Regions from separate parts of the Mus musculus genome. Here all the other regions are linked to region 1. A link is a contact called in ENCODE POLR2A ChIA-PET data. All regions are on one chromosome and are shown on one strand. The core of a region is the stretch at or near the end of the contact, and the rest is flanking DNA. Distances in the headings are between cores, read along the strand shown.

Region 1 (4,621 bases), core at 1,561-4,060:
AGAAATAACAGCTACTGTGTCCCAGGAACTCAGGGGCACAGTGAGCAGGTTACTATAATTACCCTCCTTTTACAGGTGACAAACCAGGGCACAAGGGTTAAGTCAATTGTCCAAGGTCACAAGAAGCAGAAAGAGGCTAATGAAGCCTGGACTGCCGGGTCAGTACCTCAATTACACAGGCTCCTCCAAGACTTTACGCTTACTTAATTTCCTATCCGTATTCTGTTATCCTTGCCTTTAAAGAGAGCAACAAAATCTGAATGTGGCTACAGAGGTAACAGATGCCAGTGTGCCGTTTTCTTGTAAGTATTTAAAAATACATTTACATATGCAAACGTATCCGCAGGGTTTGGCGGGCAACCAGCTTTTTCAGCATACGTCCTGGTTGCCTTTCTAACCGTGATGTTGTGTGCAGCAAAGATAGTACCTTTGTTTACCCACTTTCCCCACGTTGGACCTTCTTCCTCCTCCCGCTGTCCTCTGTCCCCTTTTGGAAGGTTCCTACCTATCTCGCACGATTCCTCCTCTGGCCTTCTTCCCATCCTGGTATCGCTTCTCATATACCCTTCCTCTTCATCCTCCTCACTTAATCTCCTTCCTTCCAGCCTCCCGCCTTTCTCCCCTCTCTGACACCACGGCTTCTTCACGGTCCAACCGGTTTCTTCGGCTCACCGCCTCTCTGCCAGTTCTGGGCTTTCAGGCTGCCAGCATCGAGCTGTCCCCACATCCTTTTCCCCCATCACCTCCCCACTTGCACAGCCGGCAGGCGATGGAGAGAGCTGACAGCGTAATGAATGGCTTCAGCTGTAATTAGCGACCCCGCGGCTAATCACGATGTGCATTTACATTTTAAGTGCTGCTGAGGGAGCTGGAAAGGAAGCGATGCGCGGGCGGGGAACCGGGCCTTTTCTGCGTTCTCCCTCCACAGGAAAATAAAGTGAATGGGAGAGTCTCTGGCAGAGGGTAGTGGTACTGGGAGAGGGTGGCGGTGTCCTTGAGGGCCAACTTGGGTAGAGGCACAACCATTCACTCTTTTCAGAACAAACCTGCTGCCCCCAGATCTTCCAAATTGTAGTGTACGGCCTACATGATTTCCAAGTTGTTTAACCCAGGCTTGCATACTCCAGGGAACGCAGAGCTCTCTTCTTTTCCAACCAGCACATTCCTACATAGCTTCTAGTCTTTCTGGAACTTTTTCTCAGATCAATCCAAAACTGCCGACTTTAAGTCCACCACTTGCCTGAGTGCACTCAGTCGTGGGGTCTCCCCAAGGTTGGGACTCCAGAGCCTGCTTCTCCCTGTGAAATCTACAAGAATTAAGATTAGATCCAGGGCAGAGTCCCAGTTCGGGGCACACTCCTGGAGTGTGAGCAGGAGATTGGAGCCAGTCACTCACACTTGAGGTAAAAATAAAAAATAAAAAGTCCAGCTGCTGCAGCCACACTCCAAGAAGAGATGAGATATAAGCTCGTTGTTCTGAGCTGAGGGGCTGAGAATTGTCACAGATAGCAAAGAGGAAGAGGAGGGCCGGGCAGCTCTCCCCCTAGACTGATGCTGTGCTCATCCAAACACCATCTTGCTGATACTTTGAGAACACCGTTCCTTACAGTCCTCAGTGCGTCTTCCTTCCCGGTGCTTCCCACGTCTGTCTGATTCCCTCCCTGCCTTTCCATGGAAACGGGATTGAATATTGAGGGCGTGGCCCCAGGCCAGGGTCACTCCTTATTAAACAGTCTTGCTTTGATCAGACCTCATCTTTCTACTGCCCACCTCACCTCGCAGCAGAGCCCGAGCCTCTGCTCAGATTCAGTGGAGTTCCCAGAGTTTGCAAGTACCCGCCCCCACACACACACATTCCGCCAAGGCACTCCACCCTGCCTCCCACCTCTTAAAACCTGTCTTCTCTCAGTCTCCTTTTAACAAAAACAACCCTCTGGATTTCTAGAGGCCAAGGCTGACTGGCAAGGAATTCCACCTGGAATTGGAAGTCAGGAATCCGGCGTTAGCTCGGGCTGAGCCACGCTCATAAACATGTATGCAGCTCCAGTAAAGGACTTTCAGGCATGAATATAAGAATTTAACGCCTTGGAAGAAATGGTCTCCTGTTCCCCATTCACTTTAGGCTGGCCCAACGCATCACTTCCTGCATTTCAGAGGTGCATAGGTGCCGGGAGCCTGGAGGTATGATCAGGAGGAGCAAAGCTTAGTGTCTCTCTAAGCAGCTACGCAAGGACCAGGCCACGACGTAGCGGTCCCAGCCCAGGGAAGGCGCTGCGTGCAGCCGCAGCCAACGCCTCCCACTCTCTGCTGACCATGCACTGGCTGCCCTTGACGCAAAAATATAGTAAGAGAACGGGAGGGAGGTCCCTGGAGGGGTGGAGTAGCGAAGCCCCAAAAGGTGGTTTGGAGATCTCTTACCTAGGAGGGGTCTAGGGATGCCCTTGCGCTGGAACCCCGCAGGGCTCAGGGACCAGGCTTGAGTCGGCATTTGAACCTTAAGCATAGTATTTATTTAGGTTGTTCCTGCATAAGGTCTGGTTCAGGGAGAACAGATGGTGACTTCGGAGAACTTCACCTCCCAAATCACCCGTGGCTCTGTGACCCCAGCCGCTGAGCTCCAGCGCTGGATCCCAAAGGCTGGAGGGACTGGGACAAGTCACGCAGAGTTGGGGCGGGTCCTGGGCGAAGGGGCGGGTCCTATCTGGCTCCCAGGCGGAGCTTCTGCTAAAGGCGCGGAGCACAAGGTGCCGAGGGCGCAGAGTAGAACATCACTACCCTGTAGAAGTCTGGGCTGAAGACTGCACGTTCCCAGCCCACCCTCCAACCTTCACTCGGCGCCGGCACCCCAATCCCTGCCAGCTCTCGCCCGGCACGACCCGCGGCCATGCAGCCCCGGGCTTGAGGCGGCCCCATGGCAAAACCTGCGATCCCAGCGACGACGGCGCATGGAGAACTTCCGTAAGGTGCGCTCGGAGGAGGCGCCGGCGGGGGACGGTGATGAGGGTGGCAGCCCGAACTCTGGCCCTTTTGCAGATCTGGCACCCGGTGCTGTACACATGCGGGTCAAGGAGGGCAGCAAGATCCGCAACCTACTGGCCTTCGCCACCGCCAGCATGGCGCAGCCAGCCACGCGCGCCATCGTCTTCAGTGGCTGCGGCCGGGCCACCACCAAGACCGTCACGTGCGCCGAGATTCTCAAGCGCCGCCTGGCGGGCTTACACCAGGTCACGCGGCTGCGCTACCGGAGCGTGCGCGAGGTGTGGCAGAGCCTCCCGCCTGGGCCCACACCGGGTCAGACGCCCAGCGATCCGGCCGCCAGTCTCAGTGTACTTAAGAATGTACCGAGCCTCGCCATCCTACTTTCAAAGGACGCACTGGATCCACGACAACTTGGCTACCAGCCTCCGAACCTCAGTCCTGGTCCTTCGTCCCCTCCTACGGTGTCGACGTCCAAGAGGAGCCTGGGGGAATCTGCTGCTGAAGAAGGCACCGCTAAGCGGTCTCAGCCTGAGCCAGAGGCTGAGAATGAGGACAGGACCGCCTGAGAATTCTCGCCTCTGAGCCACCCAGACCGACTGAATCATATATCTTCAACACTCCTGCATACCTTTCAACACACGCACCTTTCATACCTGGGTTTTAAGGGGCCCATGTTCCTGGACACCGGTCCTCAGAATGACAGCGCGGATCCCAAGGCGACAGGAGAGAGCTCAGGAATGAGAAGAGAGGATCCTTGAAGTCCAAGGAAACTTTGTGGGACATGTTACCAGAAGCCACAGAACACCACCCACACCTTTGCTAGGCCGTCTTTTTTAGGGAAGCATGGTGGGTAGTGGGACTCTTGAGCTTTCTTGGGGACCCAGACGTTAAAAGCACCCAGTATGCATGGATGCTGACAGTTGAGGCTTTAAAAATCATCTTTGCTGTTAACTGAGAGCGGGAGCTACGGAGCTGATTACTTGAGGATGGCCAAGTTGAAAATGTCCGGACCCTATTCTGCACCCCCACACACACACACACCCTAGCAATTCCCTTTTAGCATCCCTCCCCCACCCGCCTTGCATGATGGCTGAGAGGGGACTTAGGACAAAATCTGCCATGCTTCCTCCCCGAGTCCTGCTGGAGTCTTGCTTCCAATAAAACAAACGTGAAAATGGCTCTGTCTTCAGTTTTGTTCTTTTTTTCTTTTTCCTTACCCACTCGCCTGTGCAGAGACCACTTTGGCATGCTTGCCTTCAACCCTATTAGCCTTTGGAGTCTTCAAGGTCAGACACAGAGACTGGGGCAGTGTCAAAATGTTGAAAGAGGGACTTGTGGTGGAGGGGGCCGGGGTCTGTGTCACTGTTGTATCACCACAAGGGAAAGGAAGCAGTTTTGCTACTTCTCTGGGAGGGGAAGGAGGGGGGAGCATTGATGAGCTGGAGGCGGCAGCCTGCCAAGGCCGGCAGACCATGCTAAGGTTCTAACCTTGCTCGCTCCTCGCAGTAGACATTCTTACCCAGAGGCAGGCACAAAGCCCCAAGAGTAGGAGCTCCCCTTCACTGCCCTCTCTCTGCAAAAGGACAGCACACCCTTGGGAGAGGGGGAGGAGAGAGACAGCACAAATCCACTGCTGGAAATT
Region 2 (4,621 bases), core at 886-3,385, 57 kb after region 1:
AAGTGAGAGAACCACACTCTACAGACCAGTCTCCTCTCAGGATACAGACAGCTAAGCGTTCTGCCCTTGGACGGTATCTGGAGGGCTCAGGGACAGAGGACAACACGCATTTGAGTCCCTTTTTCATTCTCTCAACTTTAGGATGTTTTCTGGTGGTCCTGAGCCCAGCATAAATGAATAACTAGAACATACATGGGGAGAAGGGTAAGGGAAATTGTTCAGTGGCAACGTGTTTTACTTCCCAAGGCTGCTCACCTGTGTGGTGTATCTTACTTAGCTGAAGGGCAGAACCAGTCTCTGACAGAAGTCTCTGATTTGAGGGTCAGGGTCCTGAGGGAGAGTCTCCAGCTGCAGGGCAGATGAAGACGAATTCTCTCCAGATGTGGAGAGCAGAGTCTGGCTCTTGGTCTCCACTCACATTCTGTCCATTGAGTGTCATGGAGTTCTAGGACTGCGTCTAGTTATCTTGAGTGGGTGATATCGCACTGGGTTCTGGTTATTGAGTGGATATCTGCTTTGGGTGTATTGGGATTCCTGGCTAAGCAATTTTTACATGTCAAAAAGGCTTTTTTTTTGTCTTTACTATTCTCATTGTACATTGGTACTAGTTAGAAGAGACAGCATGTACAAAGGCCATGAGACAAGAGAGAATAGGGAAGTTCCAGGAACTGAAAAGCCACTAAAGAGTAGAATGAAGAAGTGTAGGCAAAAGAAGGGGTGAGAAGAGATGGGGACTACACATTCAAAAAGACTCTGAGGGCAAACTAAACAAGTGGACTTCACACAGCAGAATGGTTTAGGGGTGAGGGTGCTTGCTGCTGTGCCTGGTGACCTGAGTTCAGTCCCTGAAAATCACATAAATGTGGGAGGAGAGAACCAACTCCACATTAGCCCCTAACACATGCGCTCCCATCCACCCCTCATGTGCACACAGCATCACTACTACCACTACAAGAATGACTACTACTACCACCATGACTATTAAAAAAAAAAAAAAAAAAAAAAAAAGCTTAAACGAGATCACTGGGTAGTTCTGAAGTGGACCTGTCAGATTACTGTTGATAAACTCCCCAGGATGTAGAAAGATGATGTCTTCATTGTAAATAGTTTTGTTTGAGATTCTTAGGAAATATCTTGGAAAAGGACATGAACATTCAAGCTTTAAGCCTGATTCATTTTACTCTAACATAAAATATACACATAGTAAAGGAATATTAACTTTATGTCAACAGCCTTTAACAGTAAATGGTAATTATGCTGGAATTTTTTTTTTCTTAGCTGGTGAGAAGAGTATCAATCAGACTCTAGGATGAGAGATTCCTCAAACCTACAAACAATAAAAAGGCAACAAAACCAAGAAAAGCAAACCAACCTGCCAAAAACCCTGGAAAAACAATAACCAAACAACCAAAAGCAAACAAAACAAAACAAACAAACAACCCCCCAAATAAAAACAAAACAAACAAACCAAAACCACAAAAATCAAAAAACCCATCTGGTTGCAACACAAGAATAGACCAATCAGTAGCGCTGTTCTATTCCAGGGTAAGAAACGATTCAAGCTAGATTTCACAGCGGCCCGAAAGACATGGATAAATAAGTTTGTGAGTTTGTGAGTGAATTAACTACCACCTCTAGGATATCTATGAAATCACAGGAGGGTGGAGCCTAAAAGAAATCCTGCTTATCTAGGGCAGGGGTTGATGCAAGGTCTTCCAGCTTTATCCTGGAGCACAGTTGTTCAGATAACTCCTGTTTGACATGTCTCCCCTGTCCTTTTGGTCCGGGACTTGCTCGAACGCCTCAATTTTGCCCTCTAGGAATGAATGCATGATCCTTTCCTGCCAGTCCTTTATTTGGAAGCTCAAAATAAATACACATAGGAAGGAAGACATCAGAAGAGATTCTGCACCGGAGGACTAAGTGGATAGAAGGTTTGGGTATGTAGCTCAAGGCTACACCTATGTCTATTATTCGTGAGACCCTGGATTCTATCCTCAGCATCTCTGGAGATAAAAAGAAAGTGGATGGAGACAGAATGAATAACCTTCGCTTTCTAATAGGCTGGGCAGGGGCGGAACGGACCTTTGTGACGTCCAGGGCCACGCCCCCACAGAGGGCGCTACGCCTGCGCCAGAACGGCTGCCTTGCTCCCGGAAGTGGAGGGTTTACACTGTGTGCCGCTGGGTCTGAGTGACCAAAGGCAGTAGCGCTCGCGGAGATCACCCGCTGGCCCTCGATCACCATGTCGGCCTTCGACACTAACCCCTTCGCGGACCCAGTGGACGTAAACCCCTTCCAGGTAGAACCCCCAATTCTCAGATTTCTTTAGGGAAAAGGGCTGCGGCCTGGGCCTCTTTCGCCAGAGCCGGGGACGTGGCGTAGGAGGGACGGATCACCTGTCCAATGGGAGAGCGGTATCTGAAGGCTGGCCTATCATAGTTTGTATGGAGGCGGGACTTTGCAACAGGTGGAACTGCGGCAAGGGGGCGGGGCGCTGTAAAGAAGTGGGCACTTAGAGCACCCCGGGTTGTAGCCCATCCGACCGGCCTCTGCTGGAGAAAAGGGCCAAGCACGCGCTTATCCTGGGGAGGTGTCTTAGAGTCAGAAAGGGAAGCAAAATGTTGCTGTGCCATTTCTACAGTCTTGGGGGATCTACCTGTATTGAGTCATCCTAGGAGAAAGGCTCATTGAAACATAATGAGGAAGTAGAAGTCTGTTGGGGTGGAGAAATGTGGAGATAACCCAACACCTAACAGCAACAGCAGTAGCGAAGCAAGCATCTAAAGTACAGGAGAGTCCCTAGTGTTTATCAAGAAGGCTGAGAGAGGGTAGGAAGAGAGGCCAAGCCAGAAAATTACTTATTGGCCAAGCACTTTGTTTGGATTGAGTTTGGGCCACACACTTTGAGGAGAGGGAGGTGAAGGAGCTTGGAGCCCAAGGTACACGGGTCTGACAAATCTGCATGGGTGGTTACCGGCCTGACCTTTGGAACTTTGAAAGAATACAACAGTCTTCGGACCTAAGCCAAAACCTTCGCGTGGAGAACGCAGAGATGCCCAGTTGTCTATGTTGAAGAACTGGAACTCCTTTTAGTGCCAAGGCGCGTTCTACTTCTCCTTTCATGTCTGCCCGAAACCAGTTTGAGGGACGCATGCTTGTGATGACTGGGGATTTATGAGCGCAGCTGTTCCTCCGGTGTTAGTATGTCACCAAGCTCTTGAATTCGTCTTGCTGGTGCTTTATTTTGGTCCTCTACAGCTTCAGCATTTCCTGAAGGTGTTGGAGAAGTCCACTGAGCTTTTCCAGGGTGGGTCCTTCCAAGGGTGGGAGCAAAGCAAAGGCGCCTTGAACTAGATGGTTATACACTCAGGGAGTAGAGTATGACCATCTTCTCTTTTGAAGTTTTGCAGTAATGGGATTGAACCAGAGCTTTGTTCGTTCTAGGCAAATCCTCCACCGCTGTGCATATTGGGTAACACTGAGCCCTTGGATTATTTATAACAGGATCTCTTCATCTAACACAGCCTGGCTCTGAACGCCCTATGTGTCTGTCACATGGTGGTCTTGAACTTGGGGTCCTTCCTCTACCTCCCAAGTGCAGCCATAACTAGCTCGAGCCACCACACCCAGCCAGGCCGAGAGTGGAAATTTTATGCTTCTTTCCCAAGGTGACCTAGCTGATAGGAACCCTTGGGCAGATTTTGGTAGTTGATTCCTTGCTACACTGGGGAGTTTAGAATATATTCTTGTAGCTTAATGCTTCTTGACAGAGCCTTTGCAGGGAACATGTCTCTTACATAAGGCAAACGTTTGCCTCTATTAGTTTAGTGAGGAGAAGAGTATTTGCATTTTTCCTGTTGCTGTCTTCTGCTAACTCCTTTGATTTAATGATAGATTGTTTTATAGTACTGGGGTTCTGTTATGTATAGCAAAAGTCCAGCAGTCTCTGGGAGTGTGTGGTATATATGATGTTCCTCTGTCCGGTTATAGTCTGTCAGAATTAGAAATGCTTTGCTGCTCTCAGGGTCAGCCAGCTGCCCCACTTTGCGGCAGATCTTCTCCAGGGATAACAGAGGGCAGGATTGGGCTGCCCTGGATTAGGAGTAGCTCCTTGAAAGTCTTAAAGTTCATCTCTGGCCTCAGAAATGACTGGGCAAAGTGTGAGTAACTTTAGAAGTAACAAAGCAAGGTCTGCATTGCAGTCAAGTAAGACAGTTTGTCCAGGCAGTCTCAGGAGATGGCAGGACAGGAAGCAGCTTTTGGCTTGCAAACCGGCAACATCTGGAGGGGAATCCTGTGTGGAAAGAAGAGGGCTTGGCTGATGGTGATACACTCCCCCTCATACTGGAATGACTGTTCATCCTTGGCAGGAAGCGGTGTGAGGAGAGGCAGCCTTGTATCTGATGCTGGAGCCCCTTCTGGTCAGAGCTGCCCTCCCTTCCTTTAGGAGAGTGTGAGCTGCTTCCCTATTGCCAGGGCTGGGGCACTGGGAGGGCGTAGGCCTTGGGTGACTAGGTGTGAGTCCTCAGCTTCATTTACTCAGGGTGTTGGCTCAGCGCTCAGGAGAGAGCAGGTGGGGAGGTGACAGACTCAAACTGTCACACCTAGTGAGTCTGGA
Region 3 (4,621 bases), core at 562-3,061, 33 kb after region 1:
CCAGGCAGTGGTGGCCCAGGCCTTTAATCTCAGCACTTGGGAGGCAGAGGCAGGTGGATTCCTGAGTTTGAGGCCAGCCTGGTCTACAGTGTGTTCCAGAACAACACAGGCTACAAAGAGAAACCCTGTCTTGGGGGGGGGGGGAAGAATTATTATTATTATTATTATTATTATTATTATTATTATTATTGAGGCATAGAGAGCTATGCTGTCACACCGATGAAACCGGTTTGGCATATCTGATTATTTCTTTCACCTGATTTCTCAGGCCAGCTTCAGTCCGGTGACTTGGAGTTTTGTGGATTAGCCAGATCTTGTGGATACTGATCTTACTCCAACAAAATTGTCTCACTTATTTTGGAAATGAACTCGGCTTCATGTGTGTTAGGCAACATTCAACAACTGAGCTGTATTCCCCAGCTGAACAATAAACTGAGTTGTGTGTTTCTGGAAGTAAGCAATTCCAACAGCTGGGAATGGTAGTGTAAACCTGCAATTCCAGTACCTGGGAAACCAAAGCTCGGGGATTGTGAGTTTAAGGCCAGTCTGAGCTACATAGCGAGATTCTGCCTAAAAATAAAAGGAGTCCGGCAGATAGTTTGGGGTGGAATTCACAAGATAGCATAGGTTTTATCAAATCTGATTTTTTTTTTTTCCCAAAGCTCTGATCCCAAATGCTTCTTTTTCTCCTATGCAGCATTTTTTGTTCTTTTGTCCCTGGGTTTCGGCTGTACAATATTGACCTACCCTTTGACAATGTGTTAGCCATGGAACAGTCTCGCGATATTTGGCAGTTTCTACAAGGATCTGGAGCTTATTTCCAGCCAGACACAAGCACATCCCTTGGGGGCCAGAGTCAAGAGTCTTGACACAGCCTTGTACCCTGCCACATAGACTCAAGAGTGCACTTTCACCCTGCTTGCTGGTGTCCAATTTATTTTTGCTACTGCAGGACTTTCGTTCTTTTTTTTTTTTTTTTTTTTAAGACAAGGACTTATAGCCCAGGCTTGTCATGAACTCGGCCTCCACCTCCCTTGACCTGAGCTTACAGGTGTGCACCATCATTCCTAACTTCCCATTTTACCACCAAAAGAGGGAGGGAGAGAAGAGGAAAGAGAGAGAGGGAAAAGGAGAGGGAGGGAGGGAGGCCTTTTGCATGCCAGGCAAGAAGTCTATCTCTGGGCTATATAATTCCAGCCCCAAGGTTGTATTTAAGTGTGGAAATATGCCTAAAGAGAGCCAGCTGTGGTGTATGCCTTTAATCCCAGCACTTGGGAGGCAGAGGCAGGCAGATTTCTGAGTTCGAGGCCAGCCTGGTCTACAGAGTGAGTTCTAGGACAGCCAGGGGGCTACACAGAGAAAACCTGCCTCGGAAAAAAACAAAAAACAAACAAAAAAGAGCCAGCTGTTGCCAAGGTCTCGGACAGGCAAGAAACCAAAAACCGGTGGCATTTGTGTAGGATGCCGTGGGTAAATCCTGACCCTCCCAGGCCTGTTTTCTAGAGAAGAGCCCTGTAGCCCCTTCATATGAGCCCGACCCCTCCTGTATTGGTCTTAAAGGAGCCCCGGCTGCGGTGAAAGAGGCCTGCAACGCGACTTGGGTCGGCACAACCCGCTAGCCTACCATGTGTCATTTTACTTGACTACAGACTGAACTGACTTTCCTGCACATCCACAGGCTCAGACAGACTTCGGGTCTCAGAGTACCTGAAAGGCAAGACCTGGGCTGGCCAGTTCCTGACGGGTAGGGCGGAACCTTGATGCTCTCTCCGCAGCAGGCGGCCGGAAAGCGCCAAGGGAAACCCGCGCCTGCGCGCCGCCATCTTTCTAAAGGCGTGTTACGTCTTGTCATTCGTTCTTCCCCGCGCCGGTCTGGCCACTGGCGGAGCGGGGCGGGACCGGTCATGGCGACCGAGGAGTTCCGCGGGCATGCGGTGCGGATGTCCACCCAGGGGTCTCAGCCTGGCGCGGCTCCCGACAGCGTGGCAGGAACTGCGGGGCTGCCCTCCGGACAGAGCGGCGGCGCGGGCCTCCGGCTCGGGGAACGCCCGCCCCCCGCCATGGAGAAGCGGGGACCCTACTTGGTGACACGCGCACCTTCCATTCAGGCTAAGCTGAGTGAGTGCAGTGGGCTGCATAAGGGTCTCTGCCCGAGCGGGTTGCTGTGGCCTGGGGTTGGTCTCTAGAGCCCCGTGATCTTGTCCCCAGAGTGGAGGGGGTTTAGGTGCAGCCCTCTCCTGTCCCCGACAGTCCGAAAAGCAGCAGAATGGGGAAGACCTGGCTGACATAAGACCCTTTGACTTCCAGAGAAGCACCGGGACCATGCCAAGGCCGTTCTGCGGAGAAAGGGCATGCTGGGTGCCTTGACGAACCGACCCGATTCTTCAGGGAAAAGGTCTCACTGGGCTTTTTACTTCCTCTGTCAGCAGCGTTCAAAGGCCCTATCCCTTCCTGTTTGGGAATCAGGGCACTGTTTAAGGTTGAGCTAGCTAGCTTATTTGCTGGTATCTTAAGAATGGGAACTAGGAGGGATGGGGCTGGGTGGGAGAGTGAGAACTGGAACTACCTCTACTCTTTATTAAAAGACTGTGCAAAATAGAAAAGTCATAAAATAGACTTTGTAAAAGGGGAGTTGCATCAGTGCACAGATAGGATAGCATTAAAGGATGAGATGGTTGCTGGAGTCCCGGGAGTGAAGATGGAGAGCCCGTGCAGTATTTTTGGAGTTTTTTTTGTTTGTTTTTTAAAGGCAGAATGGTACCCTCTTAGAGCTGAATAAGACCTCACACAGCTGTTTATAGCTGAAACTCAAATGTGACTTGCCTGGGATCCCCAGGCTAAGGTGGAAAGATGCAGCTTTTTACCTGGTTCCTGAAATGGGGAGGTGGGCCTTTCCTAGGAGCTTTCAGTGCAGTAGAGTGGGCCAGAAAAGAATCCGAGAAGCCGGAGCCAACTGCATAGAACAGCAGTTCGTGGTGACTGTGACCGGGTAGAAGGAAAGTCTGGAATAGTCCACTCAGTTCTTTCTGCATAGGGATCAGGGCTCTGGCCTTCCCTGTGAAATGCCTCTGCTTTCTTCCCCGCCCCATCTCAGGTCAGTGAAGTTTAACAAGGGCTACACTGCTCTTAGCCAGAGTCCAGATGAAAACCTGGTGTCCCTCGACTCTGACAGGTGAGTGCTTTCCTTGGAAATAGTCAGCAGTGACTTGAATAGATCAGCAGAGTGCTTGATGCCCTTGCCTGCTGCCTTTCTCCCCCGAGGCCCTTCATGTACACTCCAGGGCTGCTCTCTTTTGACTGCTGTCCCTTCCAGGGATAGCATGGCTGGAAGTGTTCCTGTCCTATTGGGCTTGCACTTTTAGCGAGAATCACCTGCGGGAGCCATTGGTGCTCACTGGGACTCTGGGCTTGAGTTCTCTGGTGTGCAGTCTTTGCTTCACAAGTCCTTCAGACCCCCTTGCATGCCCTCGCCATTTGCAGCTGTGCCACAGAGATGTCCCCTGAACTGATTGTCTTCCTCTTCTCCTAGTGATGGGGAGCTGGAATCCAGATATTCCTCCGGGTATTCCTCTGCAGAGGCAAGTCCAGAGCGCCTATCTGTGCAGGGTCAGGCTGCAGGCAGGTCACCACCCACCACTGCCAAAATGTTTGTGCTGCCTGCTGTGTGCACAGCACGGTGCTAGATTCCACTTTGCTCCCTAGTCTTCCACTATTCCCTCTTCCCTAAGCAAAGAGAGACAGGCATCTTAGGATGGCTGTTGAAATTCAGGAGACTATATATCCTCAGAGCTAGAAGTGATGTCAAGTCCATAATCTTGGAATCCTCTTTCTAAGTTCCGGCTAAGTGTCTATAAACTGTGCTGGAATGCTTCTTGTGATTGGTCACTCACTACATCTAAGAAACATTGCTTGCTGCCCTCTTTGGGTAGTTTCCAGGTCTTCTGTTTCTTGCAGCCTGGACCCACTGGTCATAGGTTTGCCTTCCAGTGTTGAAAGGTAATTCAAGGCTTCCCTTTTTTTCTCTGAGTCAGCATTCAACCCTCCCCCACCCATCTTCCACTGAGCTTGCTTTCTTCAGTTCCATCTCTGGCAATAGTATGAGCACACCTCCTAGGCTGGTCTTTAGGACATCTTTCTAGAGTGATTGTCCCAGCGAGAACCAAAGGGACAGAAAATTCTCAGCCAGGCATGGTACCATGTGCCAGTACAAGTACAAATGAGCTGCAGTTAGGGACATGGCCGCACTGGGTAGCTCGTCTTTATTCTCCTAGGAATCATTGGTTAATCTCAGTTTTGCAAAGGAGAAAACAGCTTGCACATTGTACCCTCCTTATATGTCTAAGACATTAAGATTGTCAAAAACTAAGGAAATTCTGTCAAGAATCACAAGTCTAAAAATGTCCTAGCATCATTGATGTCCTGCCTACCAGCACCCTGGTGAAAGCAGGCTGGCTTTGCAGGAACCTAGCCCTGCCAGCACAGAAGGAACTAGCAGCAATGCTGTCCCCCTACCACTTTCTACTGTTCCACATATACCTCTAATACTCAAGCCTAGTTTTCTGTTGCCAACCTTCCTCTCTACATAGCCCTGGCTGTCCTGGAACTCGCTCTGTAGATCAGG

Evidence for each region. ChIA-PET counts read pairs that join two places held with the same protein, here RNA polymerase II (POLR2A).
Region 2: POLR2A ChIA-PET joins it to region 1 with 10 read pairs in embryonic stem cell. The contact joins the promoter of Scamp2 here to the promoter of Rpp25 in region 1. POLR2A ChIA-PET finds 5 or more read pairs at or near these places in 3 of 5 experiments (Patski and embryonic stem cell).
Region 3: POLR2A ChIA-PET joins it to region 1 with 11 read pairs in embryonic stem cell. The contact joins the promoter of Fam219b here to the promoter of Rpp25 in region 1. POLR2A ChIA-PET finds 5 or more read pairs at or near these places in 3 of 5 experiments (Patski and embryonic stem cell).

The regions. Positions count from the first base shown.
Region 1 is chr9:57,501,292-57,505,912 of GRCm38, forward strand. It overlaps Rpp25 (ribonuclease P/MRP 25 subunit), which reads left to right and starts at 2,811. Exons shown (of 1, transcript NM_133982.1): 1 at 2,811-4,156. The coding sequence starts at 2,946. The coding sequence ends at 3,545.
Region 2 is chr9:57,558,809-57,563,429 of GRCm38, forward strand. Scamp2 (secretory carrier membrane protein 2) reads left to right here and starts at 2,136. Exons shown (of 9, transcript NM_022813.3): 1 at 2,136-2,302. The coding sequence starts at 2,246.
Region 3 is chr9:57,535,717-57,540,337 of GRCm38, forward strand. It overlaps Fam219b (family with sequence similarity 219, member B), which reads left to right and starts at 1,812. Exons shown (of 5, transcript NM_001166364.1): 1 at 1,812-2,118; 2 at 2,308-2,395; 3 at 3,095-3,172; 4 at 3,530-3,578. The coding sequence starts at 1,905.